Regions from separate parts of the Homo sapiens genome. Here region 2 is linked to region 1. Evidence: read pairs that join two places in POLR2A ChIA-PET (ENCODE). Cell type or tissue: OCI-LY7. All regions are shown on one strand.

What was found. Peaks named below come from ENCODE experiments on the same cell type or tissue, not always from the same donor. Only the 100,000 strongest peaks of a DNase experiment are listed, where the experiment ranks them.
Region 2: POLR2A ChIA-PET joins it to region 1 with 6 read pairs; 4 of 35 experiments call an interaction of 5 or more read pairs at or near these places.

Annotation. Positions count from the first base shown.
Region 1 is chr16:71,705,856-71,710,855 of GRCh38, forward strand. All of the region lies in intron 2 of PHLPP2 (PH domain and leucine rich repeat protein phosphatase 2), which reads right to left. Among named protein-coding and RNA genes, the nearest start is that of SNORA70D, 9.7 kb to the left of the region's middle. RefSeq lists an enhancer at 2,026-2,654. In OCI-LY7, no CTCF peak of the experiment used is centred here; a DNase peak (open chromatin) is centred at 1,976; H3K4me3 peaks cover 688 bases; H3K27ac peaks cover 1,105 bases.
Region 2 is chr16:71,918,330-71,923,329 of GRCh38, forward strand. It overlaps IST1 (IST1 factor associated with ESCRT-III), which reads left to right. Exons shown (of 10, transcript NM_001270975.2): 5 at 2,410-2,493; 6 at 3,014-3,124; 7 at 4,145-4,351; 8 at 4,959-5,000. Among named protein-coding and RNA genes, the nearest start is that of IST1, 25 kb to the left of the region's middle. RefSeq lists an enhancer at 1,004-1,183. In OCI-LY7, no CTCF peak of the experiment used is centred here; no DNase peak of the experiment used is centred here.

The sequences.
Region 1 (5,000 bases):
TAAACAAGTAATATTTCAAGAAGTACAAAAACAAGTAAAATGAAGGACTAATTCCATTTACTCATTAAACTCTTCTGCTGAAAAAAGTAGACAGTATTGGGGAGGGAAATGCTATAATGTGCTTACAGTTCAATTTTGTGTTTCAAAGTTCCAAAAGTTTAAGAATCTGGTAATTAGCTATTTGTTAAATCTCTCACCAATCAAAGGGAAATAATATACTGCAAAACAGGTGTGAGAGAAAGTAATACTGGCAACAAAAAGTTCTATTCAGCATTTGAACTATTTCTACTACTGCTTTAAGGAGACAATAGTTTTGGAGTAACAGTTTTGGTTTGCTTCAAATGCTTGTGAGACCTACTATAGTCCATGTAAATTTGAATATATATGCATATGGTAATTTCTCTCCAAACCAGCCAACGGACATAGCAATGCTGTTAACAGCAGATTATACCGCTTAGCCAAGAGTAGTATCATTCTGTATTAGTTATTCTAAGCAGTCCCTATAGTTAAGATATATGTAAGAAGAGTAAATTTCATTCCAAGTATCATTTCACAAGAGTTTTAGTTAATAGTGGGGTGGCCAAACTATACACTATTAAAATCAAACACATGGAATCAAAGACCCTAACAAAGTATAGTACCATGTTCTACATCAAATTCAGATTAAAACTCAATCCTTGACTGCCTATAAAGGTAAAATCTGCAAATGTTAAAATCAGTAATATAGATAATAATACAAATAGAAACAATAGGGATACTTCAACAAATGTTTATTTCATACCTGACACTATGCTGAAAATGTTTAATTATTACAAAACTATGTCTATTTTGCAAATAAGAAAAATGAGATTCAGAGTCACACAATTAGTACATAATGACATCAGGGTAGGAACCTGTGTCGGTTTCATAAAACCTAGGTTCTTTTCAGGAAAACCAAATTATTTTATATATAGTTAAAATAAATTAAGCAGAAGAGAGCTCAAACCACTTTATGTGTTAACTTATTCACACCAAGAAACCTAAAAAAGCTATGTTTTAAAATTACCATTATTTCATTAAGTCCAATATATCATGATTTAAAAGATACACCATTTTTTTTTTTTTTTTTTTTTTTTTTTGAGACGGAGTCTTGCTGTCGCCCAGGCTGGAGTGCAGTGGCGCAATCTCGGCTCACTGCAGGCTCCGCCCCCTGGGGTTCACGCCATTCTCCTGCCTCAGCCTCCCGAGTAGCTGGGACTACAGGCGCCCGCCACCTCGCCCGGCTAATTTTTTTGTATTTTTAGTAGAGACGGGGTTTCACCGTGTTAGCCAGGATGGTCTCGATCTCCTGACCTCGTGATCCGCCCGCCTCGGCCTCCCAAAGTGCTGGGATTACAGGAGTGAGCCACCGCGCCCGGCCAAGATACACCATTTTTTACGCACCACTGCTGAATAATAAAGAATACAGCTGGTCTTTGTCCCTGGTTCCTGTGAGGAGACTCTAATCCTTAGCATTTCCTGAATAATAGGAGTGTCTTTGTTATTCATGACCCCCTTGGATCACCCCCCAGTTTATGCTAAGAGATGAGAAGACTCAGGACAGCGGCTGGTCACCAGAAAAGACCAACCACCATGTGATTAGAGGGTTGGGGCTCTGAGCCACCCTGACCTGGGTGGGGAAGCACAGGGGGCTGGAGACTGAGTTGAATCATGAGGTCAAAGATTCAACCAATTATGCCTTCATAATGATTCCCCAATAAAAACATTGTACTGAACACCAGTGGAGTTTCCCAGCTGATGAACTGTTCGATATGGTAGGAGGGTGACAGGCCTTGATTCCACTGGGAGAGGGTACAAAGTTCTGTATTTGGGACTCTTCTAGACCTCACCCTATGTGTCTCTTCAGTTGGCTGGTGCTGATTTGCATCAAGCTAAAACTGTAATTGTAAGTATAGCACCTTCCTGAGTTCTGCCAAGTTCTTCCTTGCAGACAGTTGGTCAGAAGTGCAGCTGGAGTCTGAAGGGCAGTCTTGCTGGGGCCTTGCCCTTTAACTTGTGAATTCTGCACTAACTCTGGCAGTCAGTGTCAGATCTGTATTACAGCAAGCCAGCTGGTGTCAGAATAACCATTAAGAAAAATCGGCAGGGCACAGTGGCTCACCCCTGTAATACGAGCACTTTGGGAAGCAGCAGTGGGTGAATCACCAGGTCAAAGCCTTTCTTTAAGGTGTCCACGCCGCCCCTAATCCTGCTCGAAGCAGCCCTGAGAAACATCGCCCATTATCTCTCCATACCACCCCCAAACATTTTTGCCATCCCAATACTCCACCACTGTTTTGTTTTGTGTTTCTTATTAATATAAAAAGACAGGAATGTCAAGCCTCTGAGCCCAAGACTGCCTGTACACATCCAGATGGCCTGAGGCAACTGAAGAACCACAAGAGAAGTGAAAATGGCCGGCTCCTGCCTTAACTGATGACATTACCTTGTGAAATTCCTTCTCCTGGACAATGAGTCTCAGAAGCTCCTCCACTGAGCATCTTGTAACCCCCAACCCTGCCCGCAAGAGCAGGTTGACTGTAATTTTCCACTACCTACCCAAATCCTATAAAACTGCCCCACCCCATCTCCCTTTGCTGATTCCTTTTTCCGACTCAGCCCGCCTGCACCCATGTGATTAAAAAGCTTTATTGCTCACACAAAGCCTGTTTGGTGGTCTCTTCGCACGGATGTCCCTGACAAAGAGATCAAGACCATCCTGGCCAACATGGTGAAACCCCGTCTCTACTAAAAATACAAAAATTAGCTGCGCCTGGTGTTGCGCGCCTGTAGTCCCAGCTACTCGGGAGGCTGAGGCATGAGAATCACTTGAACCCAGGAAGCGGATGTTGCAGTGAGCTGAGATTGTGCCACTACACTCCAGCTTGGGCAACAGAATGAGACTCCATCTCAGAAACCAAAAAAAAGAAAAATCTAGCCAGATGCAGCAGCGTGCCCCTGTAGTCCCAGCTACTCAGGAGGCTGAGACAGGAGAATCACTTGAGCCCAGGAGGTCAAGGTTGTAGTGTGTTATGATAGGGCCTGTGAATAGCCACAGTACTCCAGCCTGGACAACATAGCATGATCCAATCTCTATTTTTTTAAAAAAAGAAAAATAAATTTTAAAAAATTCTGCCAATTAAACTATAACCTACCATCAACTCTAATATATATGCTGATTTCAGAAGTTTTAAAATGGATAAAAAATGTTTCAAAATAAAGAAAATTATTTACCTATATTCCAATTTTGTAACATATAATGCATTCTTTTAAAATTTTTAAATAGCACAAAAACATGTAGGAAAAAAAACTCCCTTTCCCCTATTCAGTGGTAATCAGTTCAGTATGTATCCTAAAACAGGATGTTTCATTCCACCTTTATAATTTCAAAATATGGCAAACAAAATTTTAGTGACTCAGCAAATGGGAATCAGAACTCAGCATCCCAAATCCCAAGGGTGCTATTTTCTGTTATACACACCCTATTGGTTCTAAACTAATTTTAAAAGATAGCTACTGACTATTTAGAAATCTTAGTTTCTCTTCTCATCTGGTTAATGAAAAAATAAAAATTAAAAAAAAAGAAAAACAGTTGGTTATTTCGATGACTAAGAATAAAAGTATATGACCATCAGCCAAAGGGCAATCCATTTTATCACAAATGATCTTAACAACTTTTCAGACAGGAGGCAATGATTACACTAAGCTTCACTAGTGAGTCATTTTTATCACTCGAAACAGTTCAATAGAAAAGACAAGCCAAATATTTTAATTGTAAGTAGCAGCAGATTGAGAGACAAGACCAATCTATCACCAGCCAGCTGCAGGAATGTGCATTCAACCTGAACCCTCTGAGTCTGTTTTCACTGAGGGAAATGGCCTCAGTGATTCCTAATGGGGAAGTTTCTGACTTTTGGGACAGGAAAATCCTTGGCTGTACAAGGTTGTCCCACACACATTTTTCTTTTTCTTTTTTTTCTGAGACAGGATCTCTCTGTCGCCCAGGCTGGAATGCAGTGGTGCAATCTTGGCTCACTGCAACCTCCGCCTCCCAGGCTCAAGCGATTCTCCTACCTCAGCGTCCCAAGAAGTGCGCGCACTGGAACCACAGGTGTGCACCACCATGCCTGTCTAATTTTTTATATTAATATTTTTGGTAGCGACGGGGCTTCACCATGTTGCCCAGGCTGATCTAGGACTCCTGAGCCCAAGCAATCCTTCTGCCTTGGCCTCCCAAAGTGCTAGGATTACAGACTTGAGCCACTGCACTTGGCACACACACATTTCAATAAGTCTCTCTGGACCTTGCCACCTAAATTCTGTAACTCTTCCCAGCAGTTATGACAACCAAAAAACCCTGTCCCCACACATATTTCCAAATGGCAAGGTGGGAGGGTTACAGGGTAGATTTAGTTTCACCACCAGATGATCTCTCTAAGGTTTCCTCAAGTGCTAAAATTCTATAAATTAGTAATTCTTGAGTTATAGTCAAGTGATAACTCATGGTTAAAAAAAACATAAAGTAGTAATGAATAACTCAGAGAAAACGTGGGGTAATTTTAATCCCAGTAATCCCATTTCCAGGACCTAGCCTAGGGAAATCAGCAATGTGACAATACATGGGCAATGGTTTAGTCAATGCAACACCAATTCTAAGACTTGCATGATTTCAGACAACTGAAATAGGTAATATTTATTGAGCACTTGTTAGGTGCCAGACATCAATCTAAGTACTTTATTGCTATCTGAAGTACAGCACATCTCTTAGGAGCTTAATTGAAATGTACATTCTCAGGCTCCACCTAAACCTACTGAATCAGAATCTGTACTTGAACAAGCCCCACAGGTGGACAGTTTAAGCAGCACTACAAATATTAATTCATTTAATCTTCATATCATTTATAATTTAATCCTCATGACAACTCAACAATGTAAATATTATCATCTTCCATTTTACAGATTACTACACTGAAGCACAGAGC
Region 2 (5,000 bases), 210 kb after region 1:
CCAATAGTCCAATAGGGTACCAGGGATAGTAATTGAGTTTTGTGGGCAGAGAAGAGGGACAGTAGAGGCAACTGATTCTTATGTAGGCTTTTTTTTTTTTTTTTTGAGATGGAGTCTTGCAGTGTTGCCTGGGCTGGAGTGCAGTGGTACAATTTTGGCTCACTGCAACCTCTGCCTCCTGGGTTGAAGCGATTCTTTTGCCTCATCGTCCTTAGTAGCTGGGATTACAGGTGCCCGCCACCATGCCCAGCTAATTTTTTGTATTTTTGGTAGAGACGGGATTTCATCATGTTGACCAGGCTGGTCTCGAACTCCTGACCTCGTGATCCGCCTGCCTCGGCCTCCCAAAGTGTTGGGATTACAGGCGTGAGCCACCATGTTGAGCCGTTTTTGGTCTCTTCTGTACTCCTTTAAAATTAATTTTGGAAAAGGCTTAAATATGTTACAAAACTCAAAAGCCATAAACAGAGTGATAAATTAATGTGAATAAAAAAATCTCTGTGTAGTATAAACCAGCCAAAACAAAAACCATAAAAGACAAATGCCATTTATATCATAGGTGTCAGGTACCCCTGAAAGTCTTCATAATGAACAGTGAGAACTCTCCTACTGGGCTTCTGGAATGTTGGGACCACTCTGGTCCAATGCTACTGTCGTTTCCTGTCTGGAAATGAGAGTAGCTTCTTGAATATTCTTCCTATTCCTACTTTGGCTTCTTTTAATCTATTCACACCATTCCATCAGAACCACCTGAGGGTTTTGTCCAAAACACAGCTCCGATCCTGTCACGACCTCTTGCTTTAAAGCCCATTAGTAGCTTTCTGTTGCTCTTGTGATAGAAACAAAACTCCCTGATACAGCCTACATGGTCCTGCATTGTCTGGCTCCCACTTCCCTTTTTCATTTCTTACCACACTCCTTGGCCTCTGCACTAGAGGCTCACTGGCTGATTGCAGGCTTGAGAACTGACCATGTTTGTTTCTGCCAGAGGCCTTTGCACTGCTGTTTTCTTTTCCTGGAATGTGCTTCCTTCCCTATTTAGTTAACTCCTAGTCATCCTTTAATTTATTATTTGAGACGGTCTTGATCTGTCACCCAGGCTGGAGTGCAGTGGCACGATCTTGCCTCACTGCAGCCTCGGCTTCCTGGGCTCAACTGATCATCCTCCCACCTCAGCCCCCTGAGTAGCTGAGACAAGAGGTGCGTGCCACCATGCCCAGCTAATTTTTGTATCTTTTAAAAATAGAGACTAGGGTTTTGCTGCGTTGCCCAGGCTGGTCTTGAACACCTGAACTCAAGTGATCAGCCTGCCTCAGCCTCACAAAGTGTTGGGATTACAGGCATGAGCCACGATGCCTGGCCTTAGTCATCCTTTAAATCTCAGCAAAGCATCACTTCCCTCAGGAAGCCTTACCTGACTTTTCTGATCAGATTTGATTCTGCTGTTAGAAGCTGGTGATAGCATGGTGCACCTTCCCTTGGTATCACTTACTGTAGTTGCAGTTGTACCTTTATCTGTGTGATTATTTTGTTAGAAATGCTTGTTCCCCAGTGCCACAGAGAAATAGCACTCAAATATAAATTTATTTCAGCAAGGCAATTTTTACCTTCTGCAGAAAGGGTGCTCCTTGCAGATGGAACAATGGCGAGCGCACACTGAACAAAGGGGGTAAAAATATTTATATCCTACACATCTGGACCCTACTGCTGTGTCCTGATTCCATTGGCTGGAACTGGACCTCACAGTCTGGGCTACACCCGTTTGGCTAAAGGTTTTAAAAGTTTTTAAAATAGATATATGCAAGGGAGAACAAAGGAAAAGAGGAACTTGCTTATGAGAAGACTTAGAAAAGTACTAACATTCCCAAATAAGGAAGGGGCATAGGCTGCGAGCTGGGACTTGCCTGTGAGCACATCTAGCACAGATATCTTGGTTAAAGTACAAGGACATAGAATGTATTTCTTATATTTAACAGCTACATAGGATACGGCTTAACAAAGAGTTATTAGCACAAAGCAAGGAGGCTTGAAGGAAGTTAGTCTTTTAAAAGAAGCTTATTTCTAACACTTATGATTTATTCTTTAACAAGGGAAATTTTGAAGAGGAAACTTTACTTTGTACAATTTGATTAATGTAAGACTCTATAAGAGTAAGAACAGTATCTGTTTTGTTCATTTTATTTATATTGTATAATACTCATGATAGTGTTTGGCACTCGAGTGCTGCTCATTGGATGGATGGATGGATGGATGAACAAATAGTGGATTAATGCATACCCCTTAAGGTTTTGCAGACTCCAGTGTTTTGGAAATCTTGTAATAGACGCGTGTTTACTGTTGCCAGGAAGAAGCTTAAAGCAGTCCGTTGGAGTGGTCTCTATTTTTATTTGCTGTCCTTTTTCTTTTTAGGTTGCTGATCAGCTCTGTGCCAAGTATAGCAAGGAATATGGCAAGCTATGTAGGACCAACCAGATTGGAACTGTGAATGACAGGGTAATGAACATACTTGGTAAACATGAAGGCAGTGTGTGGGAGCAGTTTATTGTACTGCTTGTGGCAATTCTAGTGGGTACCACTGTATTGCTCAGTATGGGGTTTCACCTTTCATAGTGGGGTGAGGAGGACAGCTGTGTGGCTGGCAGTGTGGTCCAATCCTTACACCTGCCCAATTCCTCTGGTTACTGTCATTCCTGACTCCACTTCCCCACTTTGTATGCCTCGTGTCATTTGTGAAGGTTGGAAGTGAGGTGGGGAGAAGGGTGGATGAATTGAACTGTGGAAGGCAGCAGTATCATCTTTTGCCAGCATCTGGGTCATGTGTAATGAGAATGTGAAAGAGAGACTTGGGTCCTCTGATGTGTCTTGTGACTCTGAAAAAAATCATTTAACTGCTCTGAACCTTTTTTTCCCTCAATATTACCTGTAAAATGAGAGGAGCTAACTTCGCATAGTGAGGTGAGGATTAGGCTGGTTGGTATACATGCATCTTAGCCCTGGGTCTTTTTACTTACAGCTAATGCACAAGCTGAGTGTGGAAGCCCCACCCAAAATCCTGGTGGAGAGATACCTGATTGAAATTGCAAAGAATTACAACGTACCCTATGAACCTGACTCTGTGGTCATGGTAAGTTTATCCCAGAATACAAAGAAAAATGAGTTTGTAGGTATGACCTTCTTTGGAAAACAAAAAAAACATTCTTTGCACTAACTTAAATTTGTGTGAGTTTAAGCCTTTGTCCAGTTAGTACCTTTATGACAATAAATGTGCCTGCATATCTCACAGGGTACTTAAGGAATTAGATGAATGACAACACTTTGAGAAGGTCAAAACCTTGATACAAATGTAAAATGGCACTATTATTGCTACTTTTTGGTGAACTTCAGGAATTGAGAAACCTCCTGTTCATAGCAAGAAATGCCCCAAGACCCAAACAGTTCCCGAAACATTTATTGGGTACCCACCATGTGTCTGATAGTGCACAGAAAGCTGAGGATACAGGGATAAAAAATCATCCACCAGTTGGCCAGGTGCGGTGGCTGGCTCACGCCTGTAATCCCAGCACTTTGGGAGGCCGAGGCAGGCGGATCACAAGGTCAGGAGATCGAGACCATCCTGGCTAACACGGTGAAACCCTGTCTCTACTAAAAATACAAAAAATTAGCTGGGTGTGGTGGTGGGCACCTGTAATCTCAGCTACTCGGGAGGCTGAGGCAGGAGAATGGCTTGAACCCAGGAGGTGGAAGAGCTTGTGGTGAGCCAAGATTGTGCCACTGCACTCCAGTCTGGGTGACAGAGTGAGACTCCGTCTCAAAAAAAAAAACCATCCGCCAGTTAAGGTCAGTGGGGTGTGGTGGATGCTTTGGTGTGTACTGCTCAGACATCCCTATTACCCACAGTTGGAAACACCATCAGGTCCATTCCAGCTGCAGAAGTCATTGGGGAATTGGCTGAGGCCTTTGTTGTGACTGTGTTGCAGCCCAACTTCTCCTTCCACCTAACTCTGCCTTTTCTTCCCCCACAGGTGTTGATCCCAGAAGCACTCCAGTAAACTTGCTTTATGCTAATCTCCATCTCAGACTCCGCTTTCTGGGGAACCTGGCCTTGGACATGGGTTAATGACCTGGGTTTCTCTTTTTTTCTCAGGCAGAAGCTCCTCCTGGGGTAGAGACAGATCTTATTGATGTTGGATTCACAGATGATGTGAAGAAAGGAGGCCCTGGAAGAGGAGGGAGTGGTGGCTTCACAGCACCAGTTGGTGGACCTGATGGAACGGTGCCAATGCCCATGCCCATGCCCATGCCTATGCCATCTGCAAATACGCCTTTCTCATATCCACTGCCAAAGGGACCAGTAAGTATATATAAGTGTGGATGTAAGCTTTAGAAAATGTTATAGATAACAAGTTGGCTCTGTGAACACACTCAGGAATCATAGGTTGTCAGGAGCCATTAGCAGTAAGAACATTTGGTATTAGCTGGCAGTCATCTTGTGGGGAAAAAACACATTGGATTCAGAGAAGGTCTTCTAGTTCAGCTGTAGGAAAATCTATAGAGTTGGTGCTAGAAAAACACTTTTCATATAGGTTTACTGAATATCTTTGGGATCTGTTATAGTCATACTAGTAGTTTTTTCCACAAATGAATAAACCACCAATTATTACCAGGCAGAACAACCTTTGTAGATAAGATGGTCATTGGTAGTAAGAAAGTCTCGTTAGAGTTTTCCCTTGTAAACACTGAAGCACTTGATTCAATAAAGAATAGCCTTTGGCTCTAGATCTTTAAAAATCTGGAATCCTGACCACATGTGGTCCTTTTGGGCATTTTTAAGGATCTTGAATATTTATATATATTTAGTATGAGAATATAAATGTATTTCTTTCTCCCTTCCCATACCCAAACCTTCGAGATTGCAAACTGGAGGCAGTGTCTCTGATGTTGCCTTTCTCCTCTTACAGTCAGATTTCAATGGACTGCCAATGGGGACTTATCAGGCCTTT